2 separate regions of the Homo sapiens genome follow, and region 1 is linked to region 2. Evidence: read pairs that join two places in POLR2A ChIA-PET (ENCODE). Cell type or tissue: PC-9. All regions are shown on one strand. Links, peaks and the distances in the headings refer to the core of each region. The heading gives the core; the rest is flanking DNA.

Region 1 (2,925 bases), core at 275-2,774, 410 kb after region 2:
TGCCTAGGCTGGAGTGCAGTGGCAGGATCACGGCTCATTCACTGCATCCTCCACCTCCCAGGCTCAAGTGATCCTCCTGCTTCAGTCTCGGGAATAGCTGTGACTACAGGCGTGCACCACCACGCCTGGCTAACTCTTCTGTTTTTTTGTAGAGACAGGGTTTTCTCCATGTTGCTCAGGCTGGTCTTGAACACTTGGGCTCAAGAGATTCTCCCACCTGGGCCTCAAAAAGTGCTGGGATTACAGGTGTGAGCCATCATGTCCAGTCCAGGCATTGGTGATTCATAACATTGAATCAGTTATCTGCTTTACACACTCTTTAAGTTAGGTAGGTTTTGTCAGACTTACATATATTGAGTAATACTTGCACTCAAAATTAAATTCATTCAAATAAAGACCATGGAAGAAAAAATAATTAGGTTTTCATCCAGTGGGAAAAAACTCTATACAAGAGTGATTCTTTACCTTTTTGAGTATGAGAATTCCAGATCTTTATGATTTCAAAAGTAATAATGTTCATTAAAAAAATTTAAACATTATAGAAAAGTATTCATTCATTCAGTAACTATTTATTTAGCACCTACTACCTATAAGACCCTGGACTAAGCCCTAGAGATGTAATAGTGAGCATAAAATAGATAATCTCCTATAAGCTCACCTTCTGGAAAAAGCATTATTAATAGTCTGGTGAAGTTTGTTCTAGACCTTGCACATGTCTGGATTCTAATTCAGGATGATAAGTCTGTGGCCCTGACCCTCCTTCTGAGGGTCCTAAGATAGGAACCACTGCTCTAGAGGTGTTAGATGAAATGTTTGGCTTCACAGACTTCTGCCTCTGCACTACATGTCACTGATAGTCAAGAACCTCCATGAGGCCAGGTGCAGTGGCTCATGTCTGTAATCCCAGCACTTTGGGAGGCCGAGGTAGGAGGATGGCTTGAGTCCAGGAGTTGGAGACCAGCCTGGGCAAGATAGTGAGACTCTGTCTCTACAAAAAATTCGCCCCACTAATTTTTTAATAATTCACATGGTGAAATGTGCTTGTAGTCCTAGCTACTTGGAAGGCTAAGGTGGAAGGGTTGCTTGAGCTCAGGAGTTTGAGGCTGCAGTGAGCTCTAATCACACCACTGTATTCCAGCCTGGGCAACAGAGCGAGACCCTGTCTCAAAAGAAAAACAACAGCAAAAGAATCTGCATGACTACCCTTGAGAAAAGTCTCTTGCAGTGGAATTCAAGGCCATGCCACAACAGACTTTGGCACCACGCCTCTTCCTGATGGGAGCCGTCTTCGTAAGAGGCCGTACAAAAGCAAGGGAGGACAAATGTTTCCTGCTGTCCCTTTAATCAGATGGTGGAGAATGGGGAAAATATCCTGTTTCAGATCCAGGGCAGCCAACAGGTATTTGATCACTTACTTCAGGGGTCCCCAACCACCACTGCAGACCGGTACCCGTGAGTAGCCTGTTAGGAACCGGCTGCACAGCAGGAGGTGAGAGGTGGGCAAGTGCTGGGCAAGTAAGCATTACCGCCTGAGCTCCTCTTCCTGTCAGGTCAGCATGGCATTCGATTCTCATAGGACCGCTAACCCTATTGTGAACTGTGCATGCGAGGGATCTCTGTGCATTCCTTTTAAGAATTTAATGCGTGAGAATAGTTTCATACCGAAACCACTTCCCACCCCATCCAGGAAAAATTGTCTTCCACGAAATCTGTCCCTGGTGCCAAAAAGGTTGGGGACTGCTGACTTAGCATCTTGGAGCCTTAGTCCAGGAAAGATTAAATGTTGAGATGAACATTCCAGTTATATTTGAAGAGAGAGGCGGTTTCATGTTGCTCTTAGGAGGAAATTACTGGAGCAGGTACACACCCACATAGTTTTGAGGACATTGTTCCTAAATCTCTGATATCATGCACATCTCCCATGTCAGAGATGCTCGTGGAAGTGTGCTGGGTGGAGCGTCTAGATTAGCTGTCTCTCATTACACCTTGTCTTTTGGGTTTCTAGGCATATAGTTTACAATCTAGCCTTGGGTTGTCATCCATGAGATCAATCTCCTGCAATTTTAATTTTTGTGCTTATAACTAAGTCTTCTTTAATGATGCTTTAATTGGGAATTTTGGCCTAAATATTCAAAAGATTTCATCGGAGAAACTTCAGGGAAAGTATCTTTTACAATATACATATTGGCAGTTTTGATTAAATAAATTATTTATGCCATCTGCTGGTCTTCTTAGGTCTCACTTTTTCATTATTAATTTTTTTTACATTTAACTTGTATTTATGCTATACACAAATGTGTCTAGAATAATCCTTCAATCAAACCCATAAATGTTTTATAAGGAAGGTACTGAGTTACAGAACTTGATTCTGACCCATACCATCTATTTTTAAAATTTCCCCGTCCAAGACTAATTTAAAAAGATATTTATATATTATTTAGGGGAGAGCAATTATTCTGTAGTATAGACTAAGATTGCTAAACAGTGTGTATTTTGGACTTCAAAGCCTTTATGAATATCAAAGAAGGTACATGATCCTGCTGAATAGTGAAGTTTGTCATCTCTACAAATGTAAAATAGCTCATTTAGCTAGAAATTCATTAAATGACTCTTCCTCCAAGAAAAAACTAACAAAGGTAACAAAGTCATTGCAACTGTTTTGTGTCCCCTTTGCCATCTGCCATCCCTCTATTCCTACCTGCCTCCTTCTAGTACATAGTCAGGTTGGAAGAATGTTTTAGGTAACCCATGATTGATGTTTCCCGATTAATTCATATATATGCCTCAGAGTACTATAGGAGACTAATGAGGAGCAAATCGATGTGCTGCTAGAACTCTCCAAATTGAATTTTGCGTGAGGGTAACATTTTTTTTTTAATTATAAAAGAAAACATGTTAATTGTAGTAATTTTGGAAAATGCAGGC
Region 2 (2,925 bases), core at 282-2,781:
TCTAGTTGTATGCTACAAAAAACATTAAGTCTACTTCCATGTCTATATGGCAACTCTAAGACACTAATGTCTCAATTTTTCTTTTCTCTATATTAAAAGTTCTCATTTATTTTGTTGTATTTAGGAGTATTCCTATGAAGCTTTTCTTTTATACATGTTATTTTAATTCTTATTCTAAGTTATACTAATTCTATTCAAATATTTGGACTCTTATCAAGTTACAGCAAAAGCACTTTTTCATATTACTACATAGTCTTCACTACTGTAATTTTAACATGATGCATTATAACAATGTTTCCCAACTGAAGAGTTTAAAATTTTTCACTACTAAAAATCATGCTGTTGGGCATCCATATACTTACACTAGAATCGCTAAAACAGTATTACTGACATTAAAAGGGCAAACCAGCAGGGCACAGTGGCTCACGCCTATAATCCAGCACTTTGGGAGGCCGAGGTGGGTGGATCACGAGGTCAGGAGTTTGAGACCAGCCTGACCAATACGGTGAAACCCCGTCTCTACTAAAAATACAAAAAAATTAGCCAGGCATGGTGGTGGGTGCCTGTAATCCCAGCTACTCAGGAGGCTGAGACAGGAGAACTGCTTGAACCCGGGAGGCGGAGGTTGCAGTGAGCCGAGATCACGCCACTACACTCCAGCCTGGGCCACAGAGCAAGACTCCATCTCGAAAGAAAATAAATAAATAAGAAAATAAAAATAAATAAATAAAAGGATATATAATTTTTAAGAATCTTGGTAAAGATCTGTTAAACTGCCTTTCATAAGAATAATATTAAACAATGCCACTGCAATGTACAAGAATGCCATTTCCTCAGCACTGTCATCAGTATTAGGCATAATAGCTGGCTGAAAAACCTTTTTGGGGGTTCAGCATAGTTTTTTTTTTTTGTTGGTTTTACGGTCAGGGGTCAAGACATGAATGCCAACTGGCACACATCTCTTTGTTAAGAGCGCACAGCTCTCACATAGCTCTTGGCTGTGTGCTCTTACAAAGATCCTATTATGGTGGGGTTAACTAAACTTCCAGGAAAAAAAAAAAAAAAAAAAGGCCCATGGGCAGAGTGCCCATGCCAATCCATGTGTTCACGCCACTGAAAGGTGCTTCTCACAAATAAACCTTTTATTTTAGAATAAGCAGAACAATTTCAATACACCTCCCTCACCTAGTTTCCCCCACAGTTAACACTATTATGATGGTACATTTGTTGTGACTAAGGAAGCAACACAGGTACATTACTACTAACCAAACTCTCCACTTTAGATTTCACTTGTTTTGCCCTAATGTCCTTTTTTTTCCTTCCAGGATCCCATCTAGTATACATTACAGCTAGTCATTATGTCTTCTTAACTTCCTCTTGGCTGTGACAGTTTCTTAGATTTTCCTTGTTTCTAATGACCTTTACAGTTTCAAGGAATACTGGTCGGGTATTTCATAGAATGTCCCTCAATCTGAGTTTGTCTGATGTGTGTCATGGTTAGATTCAGGTTATAGGTTTTTGGAAGGAAGACCACAAGAGATGAAGTGCCCTTTGCCATCACGCCATATCAAGGGTACACACTATCAACCTCATTGATTACCAATGATGTTAATTAACCTTTATCACCCGGCTGAGTTGTACTGTAAAGTTTCTTCACTGTAAAGTTACTTCCTCCACACCCCATTCCTTGGAAGAAAGTCACTAAGCTCATACTCAATGAGTGAGGAATTAAGCTCCACCTCCTGGGGAGATGTGTACATATATTATATGGAATTCTTTTGTATGGGAGATTTGTTTACTCTCCATTTATTTATTCAATCATTTATTTCTACTAAGTATGGACTCATGAATATTTATTTTATCCTTGGGGTTATAATCCAGTGCTATGTTATTTTGTTACTCAAACTGTTCTGGCTTTGGCCATTGGGAGTTCTTTCAGGTTAGCTCTGTGTTTCTCTGACATACACCCACCATTTTGATTTTTGAGTACTTTCACTTTCTGACACTATAGGATATTCCACACACATCTTGTATATTCCCTGTCCCAGCCCTAAAATCAGTGATTTCTCCTAGGAGCCATGAATTCTTTTACTGGAGAATGGTGTTCTGAATCCAACATCTGGGCCAGGTGCGGTGGCTCACACCTGTAATCCCAACACTTTGGGAGGCAGAGGTGGGCGGATCACTTGAGGTCAGGAGATCAAGACCAGCCTGGTCAACACGGTAAAACCCTGTCTCTACTAAAAATACAAAAATTAGCTGAGTGTGGTGGCGTGCACCTGTTATCTGAGCTACTCAGGAGGCTGAGGTGAAAGAATCAGTTGAATTCAACAGGCAGAGGTTGCAGTGTGCTGAGACTGCACCACTGCACTCCAGCCTGAGCAACAGAGTGAGACTCTGTCTCAAAAAAAAAAAAAAAAAATTCAACATCTGGATACCAGACATGTTTATTGCTACTTAAGTATCAATGACTGTAGGGCCTTCTCAGCAAATAGATAGAAAATGTTTATAATAAGAAATTTAAAAATTAAATTTTCATTTTTTTGAACTATCAAAATAACATTTTCTATGTTTATTTCCAAGCAACTTTCTATTTTGTGAAATATTTTTGATATGTGTCTACCTGTCTAAGATCTTTTTTACTGGCTTGTGTACAACTTAAAGTGTTTATATAACTCATAATTTCAGCCAATATTTTCTCTCAGCTTATGTCTTTATTACCATTTTATCCTTAACCTTCTCAAAAGTTACTTTTAAGACAGGATTTTCAAACCTTTTTATTCCCTTCATTACTGCTGATCATGCCTTATCACTCTTATCAAGCAAGGAAACAAAAATGATAGTAGTGATGATGTTACCCAAGAAATAACATGGTTTCCTATCCTAAAAAAAAAAAAAAAAAAAAAAAAAAAAAAAGGAAATAAC

Evidence for each region. ChIA-PET counts read pairs that join two places held together with the same protein. Peaks named below come from ENCODE experiments on the same cell type or tissue, not always from the same donor. Only the 100,000 strongest peaks of a DNase experiment are listed, where the experiment ranks them.
Region 1: POLR2A ChIA-PET joins it to region 2 with 11 read pairs; 3 of 35 experiments call an interaction of 5 or more read pairs at or near these places.

Annotation. Positions count from the first base shown.
Region 1 is chr2:61,631,227-61,634,151 of GRCh38, forward strand. No RefSeq gene overlaps it. Among named protein-coding and RNA genes, the nearest start is that of XPO1, 94 kb to the left of the region's middle. In PC-9, for the core only: a CTCF peak has its summit at 2,226 (motif pointing left); no DNase peak of the experiment used is centred there.
Region 2 is chr2:61,217,267-61,220,191 of GRCh38, forward strand. The region is part of intron 67 of USP34 (ubiquitin specific peptidase 34); the gene reads right to left. Among named protein-coding and RNA genes, the nearest start is that of C2orf74-AS1, 40 kb to the left of the region's middle. In PC-9, for the core only: no CTCF peak of the experiment used is centred there; DNase peaks (open chromatin) are centred at 1,395 and 1,705; H3K27ac peaks cover 1,663 bases.